Linked DNA regions of Homo sapiens: region 1 is linked to region 2. The links are chromatin contacts, found by Hi-C or POLR2A ChIA-PET in ENCODE. All regions are on one chromosome and are shown on one strand. Each heading gives the region's core, a stretch centred on a gene start or an enhancer-like site at or near the end of the contact. The rest is flanking DNA. Distances are from core to core; before and after follow the strand shown.

Region 1 (5,975 bases), core at 1,580-4,079, 2.9 Mb before region 2:
ATTAGAGCAAAAGAGACATGAAAATTACCCAAAAAGGAACATCATTGACAAGAATAGCCAACATTTCTATGGGATTTCTTATGTACCAGATAAAATTACACACACACAGACACACACACTGTCTCGGTTAAGCTATGAGATAGGATTGTAATTATCCCATTTTAAAGATGACGAAATTAAAGAACAGAGAAATAACTTGCTTAAAGTCATGCAGAATATTAGTGGTGAAGCTATGATTTAAATCCAGGCAGTTAAGATCCTAATTTTGTACTCTTAACCACTATGATACGTTGCCTACCAACTGGGGGAAATCAGTTGACAGAGGAGTTGGAAATACTCAGTTTAAATGATAGCAAGGTTCACAAGAAAGGGTGAACAGAATATCTGAAATTATGTTTAAGGCTATGGAATATAAATTTAGGAGCTATGAAATTATGAGGCAGGATTTTTGTTTTATGGAAATGTGGGATCTGGAAGTTGGAAAAGCTATTGGAAATATCCAATACAGGCTGGGTACAGTGGCTCGCGCCTGTTAATCCCAGCACTTTGGGTGGCTGAGGTGGGTGGATCACTTGAGGCCAGGAGTTCAAGACCAGCCTGGCCAACATGGTGGAACCCCATCTCTACTAAAAATACAAAAATTAGCTGGTGTGGTGGTGGGAGTCTGTAATCACAGCTACTTGGAAGGCTGAGGCACAAGAATTGCTTGAACCCGGGAGGCAGAGGTTTCAGTGAGCTGAGATCATGCCACTGTACTCCAGCTGGGCAACAGAGCAAGACTCTGTCTCAAAAAATCTGTCTCAAAAAAAAGACATATCCAGTACATTTTTTCTTTTCTTGGAGAGAATGTGGGAGAAAGGAGAAGCTGTGAACTGAACCATGGGAAATGTTCAAGCAGTGAGAGAGGACTGAGCAGAAAAACGGGGGATTATCAACAGGTCTTGGTAAATAATTAAATACAGTGAAAGAGGGAGGAGTCAAAGATGGACATGGTTTGATCTTGGTGACTGAGAGGACAATGAAATCATTAAAAAGGGCAAAGGTATTTTGAAGATAATATGTTCTAGATGATGGGGAATATAAGGAGGGATCAGTGTCTCTAGAATAAAATTCAAAAATCCATCCTAGGGAAAGCATTCAAGCCCTCTCTTGTCTGGCTGCAACCTACCTTATCAGTATTAATAACTTTGCCTCCGTCTTGCTACCTACCTCTTGTCAGTCGGGACTCTTGATTACATGTGAAAGAAAACCTCTCACTGGTTTAAGCAATAAAACAGATGCAAGAATTTACTGACTGGTTTAACGAAATTTCCAGAGGAATCTAATCTACATTTGTTTCCAGGCCTCAAACATGTCTTTAGGCCAAACCTGTCTTCAAATCTGCTTTTTTTCCGTGTTGCCTTCTTTCTCAGAATTCACGTGTGGAAAGATGGCTCCAGGTCTCCATTCTCCCAGATTTAAACCCATTGGTAAAGACGTAACACCCTTCTTAGGAACCGTAGTTTGCAACCGAGGATTAAACTCAAATATGCCTTCCCCTTGTGTCCTGCTCAGACCATATGGACTGAGAGTGGATAAATGATAGTTCTTCAAAAGAAATTATCAGAATAGGGAATGAATGCTGAACAGGCAAAAATGTCGACCAAAATATCTTCTGCTATATGATGGGGTAAATTAACAAATCATGTTTTCCCACTCCTGAAAGAAAAATCCTTAGGTGCAGGATCAAGGATCTGAATAAGTGCTTCAGTTTGATGTTCTTTTGCCCAGAGCATACAGCAAGAATTGAAAATGTTTACTGAGGTGACTGTTACTTTAAAGGGAGGATTTTACGGCCAGAAAAGTGCATTTTTTGAAAGAAAAAGATGGCTTTTATTTCAAATCCAAAAGATATTCATTAAAACATAGGAATTACTAGGAATTAAGACTGTAAAGATCTCTTTTCCAGTAGAAGCACTGAAATGTGCTTTCTCATGTGGACCAAATGTGCCTTAACGCATCAAGATAAGTAATTTCCCGAAGATAAGTAGTAGTCACACGTTGTTCCAACGAGGAAATCCATGCAAATTAGGGTCCTGGTTTATTTCTGATGCTTCATTCTCCATCTTCCATTACACTGTCACTTGATTTTTAATAAAAGGGCAAGGGAAAAATCTCCAAATGAGCAAATAAATCCCGACCTCCTTTCGCTTCCCTCCTCTGGCCGAGGGCGCATGCCCTGTCTCCCCAGGCCCACCCACCAAGAAGAAGCAACCCAAGCCGCGCTCCCTCAGGAGATGGGAGAAGATGTTACTGGCGGTCCAGGCGCCTTTGCAACTCTTCTCTCCCAGCACCAGGAGAGGAAACACGAATGATGCCACTGGGGGAAAAAGTCTCCTGCCAACACCCGAAAAATCTAAGCTGGCGTCGGCAGTGTTTTGCTTTGGAAGGGAGAGCGGGTTCCTTTTCTGGCCTCTGGATCCCTCATCCGGCAGGAAGCTCTTCTTCCTCCTCCTAGCCCCCGGCATACGGGGGGAAAGCCAAAGAGCCTCCAGGACCTAAGGCTAGCGCTCTGCCGGCCGGCCGCGCCCTCCACCCGACCAGGCCCCGCCTCCCCGGCTTTCTAGTAACCGGCGCCGTTCCCGGCCGGGGCAGGGAACGGTGCGCCTGCAGAGCCAGATTTCGGCCCAAGGGGCGCGGGAGTCTCTTCGGGCGTCCGGGATCCCCTGGCGCGGCTCCGTGCTGCCTAACGGGGCAAGTCGCATGCGCACCGAGCCGCGCTGGGGAAAGGGAGAGTGAGGGGAGGGGCGAGCGCAGAGCCTCCGCCGGCCGTCTGAGCCCGCGGGGTCGCTGACGACGCATGCGCCGGGAGGGGGCGCAATCACGGACTCGGCTTGCGGCTGCCGGTTTAAAAAAGGAAACCCCGGAGAGCGAGAGCGCGAAGGAAATCTGGCCGCCGCCGCCGCGAGCGCTCCCGGTGAGAGGCGCCCGCCCGGTGGGCCCAGGGCCTGCCGAGTGCCGGTTGGCTTCCTTGGCGGCGCATGCGCGCTCCTGGGCTGGTGGAGGAGGGGAAGGGAAGGGAGGGGGAGGAGGAGCTGGCCACAGGAGCGGCGAATTTTTGGGGGGGTGGGTGGGGGGCGCCACTCACAGCCCCAGGTGCTGCTGGAGGTGGGAGCCGCGGCGCCTCCTGGACACAGGCGGGGTAGTGGTTCCGAGTCACCGCAGCGGGAGACCTGGGTGGGGGAGGGAAGAAGCCGGAGCCGCCGCAAGCCACACGGTGAGGGCGCGGGGAAGGGGAGGGAGCGGGGGGCGGCGTGTGTGGGGCCGGGGGGCGGCGGCCAAGGGTGGGGAAGGCGGGAGCTGAAGCCCAAGTTTGGCGTGTCGTTCTAGTGTGTCTTTTCCCGGGACTTCGGGCCGAGGCCCGCCCTGCCTGAGAGGCCCTCTGGGGCAGCTGGGGTTACCTGCGGGGCAGGGGCGGGAGTGGGGTGCACGGCGGGGCCGGGCGGCTTGAGGGCGCCCGGAGCTGCGGCCGATTCCAGCAGCTGGGAGGCGGGGAAAGACGGGGACCGGGTGCCGAGAGAGCTTTCGCTGGGGACCCGCTAGGCCTTGTGACCCACTTTATTCCTGTCACCACTCGGGCACGTTTGGAGCAGCGCCCAATGGGGCGCCGGGGCGGCCAGCTCCTCCGGGGAACCCCCGCCCTCCCGGCGCCCGGCCCGCGTGCCGCAGTCCGCAGTCCGAACGGCCGCCGTTGCCGGCCGCGGGCTGGTTCCGTTAGTGGTGGTGGTTCCGGGGTTCCGTTCCTAGGCAGCGCGCGGCTATTAGCGTCTGACTCCAGCGACCGCGCGCGGGTTCGAGGGTTGGCGGCGAGGCGCTCGGTTTCTCTTCTTCCGTCCACCCGCGCTTCCCGTTCCCCGTCACCGCCGCTGGCGTTTGTAGATTTCTTTCCGCCAGTGAAGCTGGGTTTTCTGGAGTTGGCTCTGGCGCTCTGGCCCCTGGAGTGTAATTTCCTACACGCAGCGCCGCAGAGTTTATATTCTTTGAAAGTGTTTGTAGCTTTGTAGAGGTCCTCTTGTTGATGGTAGGTGAGCCTAATTCTGCAAGATAAAAGCCTAGTCTCTGACCTGGCAGATGAAAGATCAAATCAGATTGTGGTTTCCTGCTATTAGAATGCCGTGCTATTAGACTTTAAGGCTTTTTAGCCTTCTTTAAAAAATAAAAAAATTTTTACAGTGGAAGAAAAGCACAAGAAGTAAACTTTTACAGTCGTTGATTTGACTATAACGCTGATCCCCCCAAATCAAAGGTAATTTCACTTTGAAGATTGCGTTCTGATTTGTAGCTTTAAGCGATTAGAGAAAATTGTGCAATATTCCCCTCTACCTGTTTGAAAATAAACATTCTTAAAAGGATGTAATTTAGATAATGAATTGCTTTCTCTGAAACTTATCCCTTGGGACACCTCAAATCTGATTGGTTTTCAAAGCTTGGGGGAAGGAAATTAATTCCTGTGATAAGTGGTTGGCTGAACAGAATGTCTTGAAAGGTTAGCCTGTAGCATTAGGAGAAATACCTAATGTAAACGACGAGTTAATGGGTGCAGCACACCAGCGTGGCACATTTATACATATGTGACAAACCTGCACGTTGTGCACATGTACCCTAGAACTTAAAGTATAATAATAAAAAAAGTAAAAAAAAAAAAAGTTAGCCTGAAGAAAGCAGACTGAAAATGTTCTAAAGCTAGGCGTAATCAGTTATGAAAAAAGAATAAGGAAGCTTTCTACGTACTAACATGCAAAGATTGCAAAAATTTGCTATGAAGTGAAAAAAGCAAGGTGTAGCGGTACTTTGTGAATAGTGTGTTACATCTTAAGGGCGAGGTGTAATAATACAAGTTTATGTTTGCTCTTTATATAAAGAAATTATGGGAGGATTTAGAAAACTAACAATAGAGGAGAGGGAGAAATAGTCTGAGGGAATGGTGGGAAATGAGATGTATTATGTGTATGTCTTCATGTTTTCAAATTTTTGTGTGTATTATGGACTCATAAACTGGATTAAACAAAAATCCTCCTCCCCCAAATAATTTGTGTGATTTTTGTTGCCTAATTTATGGTGATTTGAGTCATTTTCAATATGATTGCTTTTCATATTTTTTAGGAAAATCAACTAAAAAGGAAGTTTGGGATACCTTTTATGACTATTTACACTTTAATTTTTAAGATTGCAGAGGTCACAGGCATTTATCTTTTAAAGATGTTTAGTTATATCTTGCCTTGCTAAAATATATGACTGTTTACATTTGGCATTATGGCTGGATTATGCTGCTTTCAGAGTGTAGTTTGTGTTTCCCCCTCCTCTTTTTTTCAGGAGTCATAGATGGGTAAAATTTTACTTAACCCCAAAGTTTCATGACAAACAATTATGAGGAGGATGTGAACATTCCCTTAAAGTGCTAGTAAACTTGATTGTCTAGGTTAGTTTGCTTTTCAGGTTGGGAAACTTTTCTTTCTTTTGAGGAAATCAAACATGAACCCCAGTGAAAGGTAAATTGGGGTGTGTGTGTGTGTGTGTGTGTGTGTGTGTGTGTCTGGTTGTTTCTCATGAAAGTGTACAAAATGAACATTTTTTTAGGACTGGATTGTTGAAAACCTGTTTAATGAGGTTAAGACTGCACAGGCAGCTGTTAGATGAGATATAATTTTGGGAGGGGACCCTCAAACTCCCCCTGGTGACTAATATTGTGTAATGAAAGTAGTGAATAGTGAGTAATGGATTGCAGTTGCTGTGGGCATTTTTGTAATATTACCAGTATTCCTTTTTATTTTGTAGGATAGGATACTTATATTATTTCTGTTTGATATGTAGGTTTTTCTAATAGACTTCTGCAAAGTGTCACTTATTTTTCATTTGAATTCCATGTGGGTCCGTTCAATCTTTTTTAAAAATGGAATTACATTTCAATTTTTTTTTTTTTTGGAGACGGAGTCTTG
Region 2 (5,601 bases), core at 2,851-5,350:
CTGGAGGGCAGTGGCCCACTTCGTATAGTTCCATTAGGCAGTGCCCCAGCGGTGACCCTGTTGGAGCCTCCAACCCCACATTTCCCCTCTATACTGCCCTAGTAGAGGTTCTTTGTAAGGGCTCCACCCCTGTAACAGGCTTCTGCCTGGACAAACAGACTTTTCCATATGTCCTCTGAAATCTAGGCAGAGGCTGCCAAGAATCCACGATTCTTGCACTTTGTGTGCCTGCAGGCTTAACACCACATGAAAGCTACCAAGGTTTACTGTTTGCATTCTCCAAAGTGGCAGTCCAAGCTGTATGTAGGCCCCTTTGAGCCATGGCAAGAGTGGGAACAGGAGCAGCTAGGATGTGGTGAGCAGTGTCCCAAGGCTGTGCAAGGTACCATGGCCCTGGGCCCAGTCCATGAATCTATTCTCTCCTCCTAAGCTTCTGGGCCTGTGATGGGAGAAGCCACTCTGAAGTTCTTTGAAATGCTTTCAAGGCTTTTTCCCTATTGTCTTGGATAGTAGCACTTGGCTCCCCTTTAATCCTGCAAACATCTCTAGCAAGTAATTGTTCCACAGTCTGCTTGAATTCCTCTACTGAAAAAGCTTTTTTCTTTCTCTGCCACATGGCCAGGCTGCAAATTTTCCAAACTTTTTTTGCTCTGCTTCCCTTTTAAATATAAGTTCTACCTTTTGTCTTTGCTCCCACATCTGAATATAAGTGGCTAGAAGCAGCCACACCACTTCTTGATCACTTTGCTGCTTAGACATTTCTTCTGCCAGATACCCTAAATCATCACTCTCAAGTTCAAACTTCCACAGATTCCTAGGGCATGAACAGAAGGCAGCTAAGCTCTTTGCTAAGGCGTTAACATTGTGTGACCTTTGCTCTAGTTCCCAGTAAGTTCCTAATTTCCATCTGAGGCCTCAGCAGCCTGGACTTCACTGTTCACATCACTATCAGCATTTTGGTTTGAAGTCCAGGCTTCTGAGGTCTCGAATGGAAATAAGGAAATTATTGGGAACTAGAGCAAAGGTCACGCATGTTTTGCCTTAGCAAAGTGCTTGGGTGCATTCTGTTCATGTCCTAGCTATCAGCATTTTGGTCACAACCATTTAACCAGTCCCTAAGAAATTCCAAACTTTCCCTCATCTTTCTGTCTTCTTCTGAGCCCTACAAACTCTTCCAACTTCTGCCTGTCACCAAGTTCCAAAGCTGCTTCCACATTTTCAGGTATCTCTACAGCAATGACTCACTTCTCAGTACCAGTTTTCTGTATTAGGTCATTCTTGCATTGCTATAAAGAAATCCCCAAGACCAGGTAATTTATAAAGCGAAGAGGTTCATGGTACTACAGGCTATACAGGAAGTATGGCACCAACATCTACTTCTGAGGAGTCCTAATGAAGCTTCTAATCATGGCTGAAGGCAAAGGGGGAACAAACATTCATATGGCAGAGTAGGAGCAAGAGAGAGTTGGCGGGGGCGGGGGGGGGGGGAGGTGCCACACCCTTTTAAATGACTAGATCTCGGGAGAACTCACTCATTATTGTTAAGACAGCACCAAGCCATGAGGGATCCTTCCTCATGTTGCAAACACCTTCCACCAGGCTCTGCCTTCTAGCTCTGCCTCCAGAATTGGGGATTCCAATTTAACATGAGATTTGGATGGGGACAGATATCCAAACTATATCAGCCGTGTAGTGCCACCCTCTAACCCATCCTTCCATTTTCTTGCTTTTCCCAGTCCTAACTATACCTGCATATCAGCTTACCTCAAAGTTCTCTCATTAGCTTGTCAATATTTTTAAGATTTTACCTCTTATCATCCCTGAATAATGTTTCCTCAATGAGTGAAGCTAAGATTATGATTATTCTTCTTCAACCCAAGAATTTTCCAATTTAGACCTGTGAATACCACACTTGTGGAAATGTAAAATGTATTTAATCTTTCATAAGTCTGACAAGCTCTGCCATGTTCAACTGATTTGTTGTGTATGTAATTCACTGCCTGAGTTTCAATCTGGATGTCTATATTGAACACTTCAGTTTTAGGATATATACCATTAAAAGGTATGCAAAAGATCCTTTTAACTTGCTGATATAGCACTCAGTAATCAGATGCTGTTCAATTTCCATTATGTCGATGGTGTTTTCAATCCTGTGAACTTTGCAATCCATGCGCCAATGTTGGCAGAAATACTGAACTCTTATTACAAAATTTTCATATCATTTAAAGCTTTAGATTATTGCCTTTATAGTGGAACTTCTGTGAAATTGAGTCCTGAGATCTGAGTTTTAGCCTTGAGGTTGCTCCTGACCTTGAGACATTAATACTCAAATCTTAAAGTTTTCTGGGCCTCCGTGCTGGGATTGGTCATAGTTCAGTTGTTTCCTGTCTTCTCTCTTCTCTTCCTCTCCCAGAGTGCTCAGCCCAGGTTACCACACCAACTTAATCTGTAACATTTCGGTAAGTCATCTGGGCAGGATCCTTGATCCTCTAAGCCTTATGTGACTGATCTGCAAAAAAGGAGATAATAGCATGTACCAGCTGATAGTTATGGTGGCGATTAAAGGAGATCAGGAATGTAAACATTGGGTGCAGTGGTTCACGCCTGTTGTCCCAGCGCTTTGGGAGGCCAAGGTGGGATGATTGCTGGAGCCCAGGAGTTTGGGATGACTCGGGGCTGCCCAGCCTCAGGCTGGGCAACATAGCGAGAACCTGTCTCTTAAAAAACAGAGAGAGAGAGAAGAAAATCAGTCATGACTTACAATGGAAGAAATTATCATCAGGATGTATTTGGAAATAATATTTAGGTTGAAAGACTTAAGCAGGAATATTATTTCTCATGTCCACTGGAAAACACAGTGACATGACTCCCAAAACCTTCAGTCAACAAGTCTGTCTTACTGTTTCCTCCCCAGATTCTAGGGATATTAGCAATCAACGGCTCTCAAATCTTTACTCTTGGTTAGATAAAAGCTATCTTCAACTAATTTTTCTTCTGATTCAATTTGTCATTAAATACACTGATCTAAGAATTTATCACGCATCTCACTTGTACAATTTCTCCTTTGAAAGCATCGAATTGCAACCTTGTATGTGTAACTGTTCCACACATTCAGAAACGGGCCCCTTCAATTCGCGTGGACCTATCTGCTAAGTGGTGCACAGACTCGCGCTCTGAGCCCGCAGCCACGACCTTTAATGCGGGAAATGTGCATGATCCCATACAGCGCCCATCTCAACAACTAGAGGCTGGGTGCACCCGAGAGGGGTATGCCTGCCTTGAAGATATGGAAAAGTTTTGTTTTCGTTCTTTCCACTCCTTGGACAGTCCCTAGTGCTTGCGCGGAACCGGGACGTCTCCTTTGGACCCGCTAATGTCACAAGCCGCCCGAGCGCGCCGCTGCTGGCCTCCGCCCAGACCCGGATTCCTCCCCCTTCCCGGCGCCCTTTCTCGGGCGCCCGGCCCGCAGCTGGCGAGGGCTCTCTGACCGCTCCGGTGTCCTCGCCCCATTTTACTTCTTGGGTCCCCGCCGGTGCCATCTGGTTGGAACCCTCGGGAGGAACTAAAAGTTGGACGTCGCCACCCCTACCCCTCGCCAAAAAATAAACACCGGGGGCTGCCGAGGCCCGCCAGGAGGAAGGCGACGAGGAAAAAGCGAGGACGGAAGGCGGCCCCGGGTTCGCCCCGGCCTGGGCCGCCCGCTTCCCCACCCCGCGCACCGTACCGTCCCCGGCTCCCTGGCTCCCCGACGGCGAGGAGGGCCGCCGCTTCCGCGTCGGGGTCGGCCGGGGGACCTGCGAGGTGCGGCTGCCGCAGCGGCGCGCCCCGGAGCCTGGCCCGGCATTCCAGTCCGAATAGAAAGAGGCAGGGAATCAAATGGAAAAGCAGGAGGCCAGGCCTGGGCGGGCGAGCTGGGAAGGAGGCGGCGCGGCGGGGCCCGGGAACCCAGCCTGGAGCGCTCTGAGCGGCCGGCTCGGACTCACGCGGCGCGCCCGGGCCGCCCCTCCTCCCCGCGCCGCCGGCCGCGGCCCAGGCTCCCTCGCTCCGCCACTCCCCGCCCCTCCGCGCTCCCTCCCCGCCCTCCCCGCGCCGCCGCCTCCTCCTCCCGGCCTCCCTCTCCCAGCCAAACTGAAAGCCGGACCCCAGGCCGCCGCGCTGCCGCCCGGCCTCCCCGCCAGCGCGCCACCATGGGCAGTCCCGGTTTCCCCTTGTAAAGATGGCGGTGAGGGATCGCTGCAACCTTTAGACTAATGACTGTCCGAAACATCGCCTCCATCTGTAATATGGTGAGTGGCCGAGCCGCCTCGGGGTCGCGCCCGACTCGCGGCGAGGCAAAGAAAGGGAAGCCCGAGCTGCACACACGCCCGGTGGCTGGGGCGGCGGGGGCGGCGGGGTCCGCGCCGCCAGAAGTTCCCGGCCCCCGAGCTGGGCGCGCGGCCGCAGCCACCTCAGCGGCCGGGGAGGGTCCCCGAGCCCCCGGCGCCCGTCTCAGCCCCGGGACCTCGGAACCCGCCCGGCGATCCCGGGGCCGCGCTGCTGCGCCCCCCGCCCTCGGGTTGCGGTGGAAGCGGCTTGAGGGAAGGGAAGCGACCGAACCTGAACGTCCCCGGGGAGGGGGTGGGGGATAAGCTGGAGGTGGGGGGCACCCATCCTCTTCTTGCGGTCAAGACAGCCTTATTGGACGTCCAGACTGCCCTCATCTCATTTTGAGTTCAGTCCTTCCGAGGTGTTTAAAATTCACTTTGCAATAGCAATTGTGTATCTGGAGAAATCGGAAATGTAATAAAGCTGTAAAAAAAGTGCAAAATTGTGGCTGGAGAAGTGAACTTCAACCTGGTTTGAAAAAGCACCGTAATTTGCTCCGCATGCCTCAGTTTCCCCATCTGTGAAAAAGGGACAAGGCTCTGTGGCGGTAATATTTGCAGGCCCTAAGGGTGGGGCGGGCTGTGGGCTTGGAGGAGGTCTCCAGGGTTATCCTGCCTGATCCGCTGTAGACCTAGGGGAGGCTGGCGGGCATGGATACAGCCAGGGACATCACTGGGTTCTGATGCAGTCCGAGCCCATGATGCGGTGGTCACTTTAATTTGGGTTTCCCCCATTGCTTTCCCTTTTTCTGTAGGAAGAACCTCCAGCCCTTGGGTCCCCAGGCTGGACCCTGCTGGCGCCTCCACTTGTCAGAGCCTTTGGGGAGCTCAGATTGGAGTAAGGCATTGCTGTCCCTTGCAGGGTGAGATGATGTGTGTTTTGCCTACATTCTTTAGACTGCACCCCGCCTCCCCTCTAGCCCCCTCCCAAGCGGGTCCCCGGAGGCAACACGTGCTCTTACAGTGCCAGTTTGAGGAAAACCTCCCTTGAAGCTAGTAATACTGGCCCCTAAAGGGAATCCAAGGAAGCTTGATGGAGAAGCCCTGGTGTAAGGTGATCTGGCTGCCCTTCCCCCATCACATAGCTTTTTAAATCTTCTGTCCCACATTCTGTTGCAAGATCAACACATGGCAAAGGAGCATTAAGAAGCCTTGTGTTAGCTCAGGGGTGGAATTGAGACCCGCTGGCTTCAGCTTTCAGCACAATGGGACGTGCCACTGTCACGGCCAGCAAAGC

What was found. A loop is a pair of places that touch in the nucleus more often than their neighbours do. ChIA-PET counts read pairs that join two places held with the same protein, here RNA polymerase II (POLR2A). Pooled maps may share reads with other maps.
Region 1: a loop to region 2 is called in a map of B cell, with 20 times the contacts of the local background. The contact joins the promoter of CLOCK here to the promoter of USP46 in region 2. A Hi-C loop is called at or near these places in 1 of 168 maps with a recorded cell type or tissue (B cell), 1 of 37 single-sample maps with no recorded cell type and 7 of 50 pooled maps. POLR2A ChIA-PET finds 5 or more read pairs at or near these places in 1 of 52 experiments (OCI-LY7).

Annotation. Positions count from the first base shown.
Region 1 is chr4:55,543,763-55,549,737 of GRCh38, reverse strand. CLOCK (clock circadian regulator) reads left to right here and starts at 2,829. Exons shown (of 23, transcript NM_004898.4): 1 at 2,829-2,956. LOC124900704 (a long non-coding RNA gene) reads right to left here and starts at 3,873. Exons shown (of 2, transcript XR_007058122.1): 1 at 3,128-3,873; 2 at 1,849-2,122. RefSeq lists silencers at 2,554-2,923, 2,984-3,083, 3,204-3,833.
Region 2 is chr4:52,657,800-52,663,400 of GRCh38, reverse strand. It overlaps USP46 (ubiquitin specific peptidase 46), which reads left to right and starts at 4,100. Exons shown (of 9, transcript NM_022832.4): 1 at 4,100-4,286. The coding sequence starts at 4,251. USP46-DT (USP46 divergent transcript) reads right to left here and starts at 3,995. Exons shown (of 2, transcript NR_125363.1): 1 at 3,725-3,995; 2 at 1,903-2,509. RefSeq lists silencers at 3,687-4,116, 4,127-4,646.